2 separate regions of the Homo sapiens genome follow, and region 1 is linked to region 2. Evidence: chromatin contacts called from ENCODE Hi-C data. All regions are on one chromosome and are shown on one strand. Each heading gives the region's core, a stretch centred on a gene start or an enhancer-like site at or near the end of the contact. The rest is flanking DNA. Distances are from core to core; before and after follow the strand shown. Region 1 has its middle 15 kb from the start of SLC25A4. Region 2 has its middle 39 kb from the start of TLR3.

Region 1 (2,700 bases), core at 75-2,574, 900 kb before region 2:
GAACATGGTACCCGATAGGTCGTTTTTCAGCTGTTGGCCCCCTCCCCCGCTTGCCACTTTTGGCGCCCAAGTGCTCATTGTTCCCATCTGTGTGTCCACAGGTTCCCAATCTTCAGCTCAGACTTACAAGTGAGAACATGCAGGATCTGGTTTTCTGTTCCTGGTGCTAATTGGCTTAGGACATGGCCTCTAGCTGCATCCATGTTGCGGCTAAGGTCAAGATTTTGTTCCTTTTTATGGCTGAGTACCTGGTGATTTTTTAAAAGAAAAGTTTGCTGAACTGAACCAATTCACACTGAGGCCTGCACGGTGGGGCTTCTGGAAGCAGCACTCTTGCGGAGGCTGCGACCAGGACCCAGTTGGAGGCGCCTGGGTGTAGCGCCTAGGCAGGGAGAAGCCCCGGAGGACGAGGCCTCTGACCGGCCGCAGCACTCAGTTCCCGGCACCGCGGTGAGGACCGCGCCCGCGCCACGCGCGCCGAAAGGACTCCGCGAGCTCCTGCAGGTAACGGGCTCGGTGCAGTCCGGAGCCCAGACCAGGCAGTTGCTGAGTTATGTCCGGGCGAGATCGGTGTCCTTCAGGGTGGGAGGCTCAGAAACCCAGCGCGCGAGCCTCTGGGCAGTGGTAAGGGCGGGTTGGGAGTCGGGTTCGGCGAGTCCAAAGGAGGCTCCCGGGCTGCAGAGGCCCCGGCAGGCTGTCTCCGCCCCACGAGCCCCTTCTCCTGCGGTCTCCTGGACTGCGGCGACGAAGCGTCGGGGCTGGGGCTCCAGTCGCCTGGGGATGCGCTGCGCGCCCAGGGCGGCTTCGGGGCCCTGAGGCGGGACTGAGGGTGCGGGAGGGCGGAAGGGGGCGCGGACGCTCCGGAACTCACGGTCCGGGCTGAACCAGGGCTTGGAAGACCCTCGGGAAAGTACGGGCGTTCTGTGTCCGGGATGTGTGCTGCGGGTCGGACTGGGGGTTAGGTTGAGAAGGGGGCACTAAGATTTACTTTATTTTATTTTATTTTATTTTATTACTTATTTATTTATTGAGACAGAGTCTCTCTCTTGTCGCCCAGGCTGGAGTGCAGTGGCGCGATCTCCGCTCACTGCAAGCTCCGCCTCCCGGGTTCACGCCATTCTCCTGCCTCAGCCTCCTGAGTAGCTGGGACTACAGGCGCCCACCACCACGCCCGGCTAATTTTTTTGTATTTTTTGTAAAGATGGGGTCTCGCCATGTTGGCCAGGCTAGTCTCGAACTCCTGGGCTCAAGAGATCCTCCCGCCTCGGCCACCCAAAGTGCCAGGATTCCAGGCGTGAGCCCCGCGCCCTCCCCTTGCGGAGATTCGGCCTGGAAAGCTCCGCGGCTCTGGCCGGCACCGGTTTCCTTCCCGCCTCCCCGCACTCCCACCCCCGCTCCTAGTTCAGAGCGCTGGTGGCGTTACCCACAGCCGCGGAATCCCCTTTACTGTTCCCGGAGGAGCTGCGAGGTGGAACTGGCCGCGCGGTGGGGGCTTTCCCCGGCCCCGGGACGAGCACTCAGCGTCCCCTCCCCGCGACGCTCCCTCGGAATCCCGGGGAAGAGCGCAGCAGAGGCGGGGAGGAGGCGCGAGCGGAGGGGACCGACTTCCACCGCACCTGGGTGTCGCCAGCCCCGCCTGGCCCTCGGCGCCGGGACCCCGACGCACCCCGCGCATAGCGACTGGTGGCCTGGTGGGGGACTGCGCCTGCGAGGCCTTCTTCGCGCAGAGATATCGGGGTTCTCTGAACCCCAGAAATGGGCCTGGCAGGGGAAGGAAGCTGCAAGAAAGGAGTTAATCTGCAGGATGCTCAATTCTTTCTATGACAAATCGCTTCACTCCCCGCTCGGCAGGTCAGAGCTAGGGGTGACCGAGTTACGCCGCGGGCGCTGCCTGAGCAACGCTTTCTACCGCGGTCCTAGTGTCTCCGCTCCCTGGAAATAAATACTGAGCGCTGACTGCATACCTCTTTATGCGGCTCGCGGAGAACAGTTAAACAGGTCCCTGCACGAGGCCGTTCTAGTTAGTATGTCCCTATGACGCCTTTGTCTGCTACTCAGGTTGAATGTCCCGTTTGTATCTTAGTGGACTTGGCGGATGGTAGGCGCATGTTTAGCCTTAGTGGACACTACCAAATGGCTTTCCAAAGTACCATTTTATTTTTCTGCCAGCAATGTGGGAGAATTCCAGTTGTTCCGCGTTCTTACCAGCACTTGGCGTTCTGTCTGTTTTAATTTTAGCATTCTGGAGTGTGTAGTGGTATCTCACTGTTCTTGTTTAGGTTGATTCATGTGATATTGCTGTTAATGGGCCACTTTGGGGCTTATTGGCAATTCCTTCTCTCTCTCTCTCTCTTTCTCTCTTTTTTTCTTTCTTTCTTTCTTTTTTATTTATTTATTTTTTTGAGACGGTGTCTTGCTCTTTCGCCCAAGCTGGAGTGCAGTGGCGCGATCTCGGCTCACTGCAAGCTCCGCCTCTTGGGTTCGCGCCATTCTCCTGCCTCAGCCTCCCGAGTAGCTGGGACTACAGGCGCCCACCACCATGCCCGGCTAATTTTTTGTATTTTTAGTAGAGACGGGGTTTCACCGTGTTAGCCAGGATGGTCTCGATCTCCCGACCTCGTGATCCACCCGCCTCGGCCTTCCAAAGTGCTGGGATTACAGGCGTGAGCCACTGCGCCCCGCCCCTTTTCTTTCTTTTTT
Region 2 (2,700 bases), core at 75-2,574:
AGTTTGTAGAGAATCTTCATTCATGCAGCCTGGCCTTTCCCGATCTAGGAGAGATTAACTAAGAGTCTGACACCTGGCTGGGCGTGGTGGCTTACGCCTGTAATCCCAGCACTTTGGGAGGCTGAGGCAGGCGGATTACAAGGTCAGGATATCAAGACCATCCTGGCTAACACAGTGAAACCCCGTCTCTACTAAAAATACAAAAAACTAGCCGGACATGGTGGCGGTGCCTGTAGTCCCAGCTACTCAGGAGGCTGAGGCAGGAGAATGGCGTGAACCTGGGAGGTGGAGCTTGCGGTGAGCCAAGATTGCGCCACTGCGCTCCAGCCTGGGTGACAGAATGAGACTCTGTCTCAAAAAAAAAAAAAAAAAAAACAGAGTCCGACACCTGTTAAGTTCTGAAAAGAGACATTCAGTATCTATTCTCTCTGAAGGCTGCTACCTGGAGGCTTCATCTACATAACAAGGACCTTGCCTTCCACAACTCCCCTTATGTGAACCCAAGCATTTCTTTCTACCAACTTCAAGCCTTTAGACAAAGCTTAACTGTTTCAAACAATTGCCAATCAGAAAATCTTTGAATCTACTTATGACTTATAAGCCCCCCACTTCTCACCTTTGAGATATCCCACCTTTCCAGGCAGAACCAATGTACACTGTACATGTACTGATTTATGTCTTTGTCTGTAACTTCTTTCTCCCTAAAATCTATAAAACCAAGCCATAACCCGACCACCTCAGACAGCCTCTGTCAGGACCCCTTGAGACTGTTCTCTGAGTCATGGCCACTCATATTGGTGCAGAATAAACCTCTTCAGCTGTTTTACAGAGTTTGGTTTTGCCAGTAACACTCACGCTTTGCACTTTGTCCACCTCGTCCTTGGGGTATCCTCACTCTAAACCACAGTGTTTAGTATATGGTTGGCACTTGATACATATTGCTGAATAAATGATCAGGCCCTTTAAGAACTGGTTAAGAACAAAACAAAAGCAAGACTGCCCTTTCTATGGAAAAATAAATACTTAGATGTCCAGACATGTTTATACTCAACTTCCTGAATTTCCCAAAAGGAAATGCGGGGAGGGGATGAGATGAGGTCTGCTCTAGTTAACTTGCTTGGAAGCAGCAATTTTGATCATGGAACTATTAAAATGTATGTGACCTTCCAAAAAAAATAAAGAGGGGAAATAGTTTCAATGTTCCAAACTCCCTCTTTGGGTCTGAAACATGTGTCACTGGCAGGTCACCCTCCCGGGAGTGCATGTCTGAAACGTGTCACTGGCAGGTCACCCTCCTGGGAGTGCACGCCTGCACGAAGCCCATGTTTGGCTGTGCCTGGAGTGTCTCCATTAGCGCTGGCACATAATGCTGCAGCCTGCGCCAGCTGCTTTTCAAACAGATTCACTGGCAACAGAAAAGGAAGAAAAAAAAAATCCAAGGTCTTAGGGTACATTTTTTTCATTCTCTTTCTACAGCTAAAAGGAAGCTGGAAGCTTGAGAAGGATTCACAGTAGCTGAATAATAGCCAGAAAGGGAGATTAGCAAGGAGCATTGTGAGAGCTGGGAGATTTTTCTTGGGTTTAGCACGAGAAGAATGTAATGCTGTGTGTGTTTGACTTGCTCGTTCTGTTGGTGTCCCCCCTCCCTTGGCTCCAGAGCCCCTGTACGCCTTCCCTCTTCCTTTGCCAGTAAGGGATTGACATGGGGTCAGTCATGAAGACGCTGTCTCCCAGCCCCACCCCAAAGGTCACAGCAGGAGGCTGCTGCAGGCTGCCTCTCAGGCTGCCAGTGGGAACAAAGATGAGGGCTGCTCAGCTCTTTTCTGGCTACCCAGGGAGAACAGTAAATCCCCTGGTGCTGCAGAGAGACCTGGACTTGGCGTGGAGACATGCTCCTTCCAAGTGACTAATTGTCAGATTTTCATATTTCATAAGGCACGCCAGCAATGAACAAGCAAGCAAAGGGACCGCAAATTAAGAAAATTACTCTAATTTATTGGTAACAATCAACCTTCATTTTCCTCTTTTCCATGGAACTTCTTCCTAATGACCTCCCCTCCTACAGCTGTGTCATTTGGATAAACACATCTCTCAGACATTTTTTAATGAAATTTGAGGCTATTCACGAAGGAGGAAGGGGAGGAAAAAGAAAACTCCTTATGCTCATCTCCCTTCATATTGTAGATGGTTCATAATGAGCACAGTGTCTTTTGAGATGTACTTGAAGGCATATTTTTCCATTTCCCGTAAATCTTCATGCTCTGGGTGTCCCAGTCATTGAAGCTGTGGGTTGCAGTGCTCCAAGAGTAAAAGGGTTCAGGAAATGCGACCGCAAAATATACTGATTGCTTCAAATGGAGGGCACTGGAGGAGCAGCAATGCAGGGAGGGGCTTTCTCTGAACCTGCCTATCTGCCTAAAAACCCAACTCTCCAACAGGAGCTCAATTGTCATGCATCTCCTCCCTGGGAATCTCATCAACCTGGGAGGATTATCCAGGAGAGACTTGGGGTCCACAGGACATCCAGGCAGACTCAGTCACAGGCATCACCCATTCACCTTCCCCCAGGTCATTCTCTCACCCCAGGCTTCCCGCACCTCCCCTCTTTCCCTGGGAAGAGGTTTGTGGGCTTCCAGACCACACTGGGTTTGGGCACTCACTTTTCTTCCCTGGGCTGCCCCTGTGCATATAATACATGTG

The links. A loop is a pair of places that touch in the nucleus more often than their neighbours do. Pooled maps may share reads with other maps.
Region 1: a loop to region 2 is called in a pooled map, with 2.7 times the contacts of the local background. The contact joins two enhancer-like sites. A Hi-C loop is called at or near these places in 3 of 37 single-sample maps with no recorded cell type and 7 of 50 pooled maps.

The regions. Positions count from the first base shown.
Region 1 is chr4:185,127,052-185,129,751 of GRCh38, forward strand. No RefSeq gene overlaps it. Among named protein-coding and RNA genes, the nearest start is that of SLC25A4, 15 kb to the right of the region's middle. RefSeq lists a silencer at 1,585-1,684 and an enhancer at 1,656-2,199. Within about 2 kb of position 1,325, at least 18 of the 41 ENCODE cell types and tissues checked have a DNase peak (open chromatin) inside an H3K27ac peak, as active enhancers do.
Region 2 is chr4:186,028,532-186,031,231 of GRCh38, forward strand. No RefSeq gene overlaps it. Among named protein-coding and RNA genes, the nearest start is that of TLR3, 39 kb to the right of the region's middle. Within about 2 kb of position 1,325, at least 23 of the 41 ENCODE cell types and tissues checked have a DNase peak (open chromatin) inside an H3K27ac peak, as active enhancers do.